Linked DNA regions of Homo sapiens: region 1 is linked to region 2. The links are chromatin loops, found by intact Hi-C in ENCODE. Cell type or tissue: GM12878. All regions are shown on one strand.

Region 1 (2,500 bases), 610 kb after region 2:
GGTAACTGGTTACTACAGGAGAAGGGCAGCAAAAAAACTGCAGAAATTATAGACTCAGAAAACTAGCTTTAATGTCAAACAACTTACTACAAATTACAACATGAAAATTAAATGCCTAGCATCTTAGTGAACTTAATGAGGTGAGCAACAGCTGCAAAAACTTCTAATGAAAAGTGAAAATAATTGAAAAAAGGCACTTCTTATAAAGTCAGGCTCCAGTAATGAGAACCATGGCTGCTTTGAAGCTTTCAAACAATTCATCCTGATGACCAAAAAGGATCCCTCTTGCTCGCGGAAGTCATTTTTTAGTTGTCCCCCTAAAATTCCTGGTGTGACCTTGCTGATAAAAGTGTGCTACCTTGTTAAAGAAACTCTTCTATTTAGACTCTCAGCACAAAGGTTATAGAAATCTTAGATACAATTTGCATAATCATCTGCCAGATAACTTGCAGTGTTAAAACTGTTCCCTTAAGTGTTGAAAAACATGCCTCTTGAAGATGACCACCCTGCCCTGATTTTTTAGGAAAGACTGAGTTTATAAAGTGTTCTATAGAAATCTACTGAAGTAAAATAGTCAAATTATCTTGGAGTTTAAAACCCAACATTTACCTATTCACCTATCACCTATTCTTTTTGTAATTGTGTAGGATTACAGACAAATTGGAACTCTTCTTGATAACACTTTTTCTGATTCCTTACTCATTTGTATCCAAATGATCTCCATTTCTCTAATAAGCGGGACAATTCTCTCCTTGATAAGCTTCACCCTCTGCCCCCATTTAACTGTGCACACCCCAATTTGCTCAGTGGTAAATTTTACAGGGGCCCTCTACCAGAATTAAGAATCATGAGCCTGCTTTAATTTGAAATTGCAGTCCTTTGCTACAATAAACACCCCCAAGATTTCCTCCACTGGCATTTAATAATCTGCTTAATTGCACTGGCAGACACAGGTATGGTTCATTTAAAGTCTGGCCGTTTCATTCCCCTCCTTTGTCCCCAATAATTGGTAAACAAAACAACAAAAGACTGGACATAAACGTGTTATTCTATTGTACATGATGAATGTGATTTTTACTCTCTATTACCTTTGACATTTTTCTCCTTTCCTTTTTCATTATTTTTCCCTAAAGAAATTTATAAGCCTACACCCTGGACACACTGAACTGAAACATCTACCACAAAGTGGCATCTATTTCCGACCTTGCCAACAATTTCAGCTTCCTGCTTACACTGTGCAGCTTCATTTTATGTCAATAGTGGTTTCATGCAGAGAACAAGATCTAAATGTGGAAAAGCGTTAAGAAACCATCCCCCAAATCGCTGTCACATAACTTGAAGTGGAAGGGAGCCCAAAGATCAGGAGAGAGGCACAGGATCTGAAAGCTCAGTGGGATCAGATAGACTGTACTGGAGAAAGTTTTTCAAGATCAAGTTCCTGAAATGACAATCACTCATCCCTCCCTGAGAAAGAGAAAATGCACGTGTGCTCACAGGAGCCTGCTAAGGGGTCTGGGGTTATGCAGAAACAGTTCCTTGTACTTTTTTGTACTTCTCCAGGGTATATATATTTATACAGAAACCTCCTCTTATTACATTAAAATCCGGTAACTTATCAATATATTAATTGCCATCCATGACTTGCCCTTCTTAGAAGTAGTAAGACTGAAGAATTTTCTTTTTAATTTCAAAGTTATATGCAGAACTACCTTAACTTGTTTTTATTACCTTTAATTAGCTTAATAATCTTCACATTTCCTTGTTGAATAACTGCTAACTTAATGTGTTGCCATAATGCATTTTTAAATTACTGCTTTAAAACATTCAGTGCTGATTTCCAGTTTCCACTCACTGTATTAATTATCTATAAATATGTGTGAGATTTCCTTCAGCAGATTTTCACAATCTCCTTATTATTACTATATAGACAATTTAAGGTGCTACAACAATTAAAAGTTCAACATCCCTGTAATTTACTCAACCATATAATTGATATTTATAAGCTCAGCAAACCTGGTAGGAAAGAAAAACATTAGCCAGCCCCGTTCAAGTTCACAGACCTTTAATTTGGATATAAGCGTCGGGATCTTGGTTGTAGAAACTAACAGTCCCACCCTCCTTTGTGCTCAGATATTTGTGCCTTTCAGGACACTGTTTCTCCTTTTTAAGCAAGAGATGGTTTTCTTGAGCCCATTTATTCTTGTAAGCATGAGTTGAAGAGGAAAGTGAACAAACCGATTTGTGAGTTGGGTGCAGGAAATGGACAGTTGTTGGACTCTCTTCAGCATTAACAGAGTAGAATGAAAAATAAAATGCCTAACTCCTAGCACTTGTTATACAATGAGGAATGTGCCACTTACAGTCACAGAACCTCTATTCTCTCATCCATACAATGGACATAAGATTTGCTCAAAATAAAGCTGAGCACCCTTGTGAAGAACTGAGGCTATATAAATACAATGCTTTGAAAACAGTGAAACGCTGAAAATGTGAAGATATG
Region 2 (2,500 bases):
CAAATGATCACATTCTATCCAATGAGAGGTGAGTGGGATGATAAGCGTCACTGTAAGATCTAGTGTGTAAATCCTCTCGCCCAAGATCATCTTAGTTCTCTCCCATTTCCCTGAAGAGTACAGCCTGAATAATCCTGTAGAATGGTATCATACCAAATCAAATACCGATTGACCTCATAGGAACCAAAAATAAACTTCAACTGTATTAGGCTATTTTTGGTTACATTTTTACAGCACCTACCATTTTCTAATCAATGCAAACACATTTTTATTAAATTATTGGGTATGAATATTATTATAATTACCACTTTTTATATGATTAAACTCAGATAAGGAAAGATGAAGTAACTGCTCGAAGGTTACACAGGTAACTGATGGGGCCTAGATCTAAATCCAGACAGGCTGACCTCAAAGCTCAAATTTTAACAATAGTGCCCTCTATTATTATATTACATATTAAAATGACAACAACATATTAAAGTGATAAAAAATCAAGCAGAAACATGTTTTAAAGCTACAGTGATTGAAAGAGTGAAAGAAAACAGAGAATACTGGAGTAGAATCATGAAGCTCAGAATCAGTCCTATTTTATAACTATTGAGCCAATAATGGTAATGTTTCAAATTAGAAGTGAAAGTTACATATTTTCATACTTGTAGATATATATTATAGATGGATTAAAAATATTAAATATAAAAATAAAATCACAATAAAATTATAATAAAATGGCAGATTGTATTCTGATTTTATTTCTAACTTTTAACAAAACATTCAGTACTTAGTAATATGTTCAACAAATATGTTAACAATGAATCTGATTTTATGACTACCTGTCATCTGACTTCATGCCCCCATCCATTCACTTTGTTTCAGAAAATATGTGTTTTGCATACCTGTAGAGAAAAAAAAACCCTACTAGAGGTATAGTTTTCAGGTTCTGTGAGATTTTACGTTACAGAGGATATTTTAGTTTATTTTAGAAGTGTTAAACAGTCTTATTAAAGAGTATGAATAGAAAAAAATGTACCTGGGTAAAAATCATGAAAACTTAAATCTTATATTTCTAAGGACAGAGATCAGTTCAGAATTGTTTAGTTCATACTCATGTTCATTTTACTTATAGGATGTTTACTGCTAACATGATTAGTTGAGGCATTTGCTCAATATATTGAAAGGCAAATAAAATGTCATATTCTATGTGTTCATTAGCAGAGAGTTCAAAATGATTTTCTGTTTATTAGGTCCCCAGTTCTTCAAAATCAAAACTTGGAAAATCTACTCAGAAAATTTCTAGTGGCCAGGAATCTTTTATGAAGAAGACCTAGGGGCTTAGGTCAGTATTAGTGTTTTTAATAGAAAAATACATATATTTTATCATATGTCAATTTTTATTTCAATTAAAGAACTTATATGAGAATGCCTGAAATATCTGTGATTTTTCCCAGACCTAATATATAATCGTTTTAGCAGGATGTCAAGGATTAAAAATTTGCCACTCTTCCTCTGGAGTGGTGAGGTCTATCTTTCCTTCCCTTGAATATATCTGACCGGACGTCTAGTAGAATGCAGTGGAAGTGATGCTGTGTGGCTTTAGGAGCCAGACCTTAAGATATCTGCAGCTTGTGCTTTTGTCTTCTTAGAGTCCTGCTTCTAGAAAGCAAGCCACCATGTAAGAAGTCTGTGTTAGTTTGCTGAAGATAATAGCTTCCAAATTCATCCATGTCCCTGCAAAGGACATGGTCTCTTTCCTTTTGATGGCTGCATAGTATTCCATAGGTTATATGTACCACATTTTCTTTATCCAGTCTATCACTGATGGACATTTGGGTTGATTCCGTGTTTTTGCTGTTGTGAATGGTGCTGCATTTATTGAACATACATGTGCATGTATCTTTATAATAAAATGTATCTTTATAATCATTTAGGTATATACCCAGTAATGGAATTGCTGCATCAAATGGTATTTCCTGTTCTAAATCTTTGAGGAATCACCACACTGTCTTCCACAGTGGTTGAACTAATTTATATTCCCACCAACAGTATAAAAGCGTTAGGAAAAATAGCTAATGCATGCTGGGCTTAATACCTAGGTGATGGGTTTGTAGGTGCAGCAAACCACTATGGCATACATTTACCTATGTAAAAAACTTGCACATTCTGCACATCTACTCCAGAGCTTAAAATAAAATAAAATAAAAAGTCTGTGATGCCAGTAGCCAAAGACGTTCCTTTATGCTACCAGCCATTCCTATTATGCATGCCTTTAGGAGTTCCCTTTGCTAAAATCTGGGCTGGGCCTGTGACTTGCTCTTGATTAATAGAGAGTGGCCAGGGTGATACTGTGTCACTTGGAATTCAGGTCATAGGAAGCCTAGAAATTTCTTGTCTGAACTTTTCTAGATACACACTCTTGGGATGCTCCCTCTTAACACCCAGCTGCCATGATGTGTGAAGTCAAAGTCACATAGAGGAGGCCAGGTGTAGGTGCTCCCAGTGATGC

Evidence for each region. Hi-C counts contacts between places; a loop is a spot of excess contacts. Peaks named below come from ENCODE experiments on the same cell type or tissue, not always from the same donor. Only the 100,000 strongest peaks of a DNase experiment are listed, where the experiment ranks them.
Region 1: it touches region 2 in a loop (3.0-fold over the local background); 3 of 110 quality-filtered maps call a loop at or near these places.

Annotation. Positions count from the first base shown.
Region 1 is chr2:221,298,439-221,300,938 of GRCh38, forward strand. No RefSeq gene overlaps it. Among named protein-coding and RNA genes, the nearest start is that of EPHA4, 270 kb to the right of the region's middle. In GM12878, no CTCF peak of the experiment used is centred here; a DNase peak (open chromatin) is centred at 1,297.
Region 2 is chr2:220,691,523-220,694,022 of GRCh38, forward strand. No RefSeq gene overlaps it. Among named protein-coding and RNA genes, the nearest start is that of MIR4268, 790 kb to the left of the region's middle. In GM12878, no CTCF peak of the experiment used is centred here; no DNase peak of the experiment used is centred here.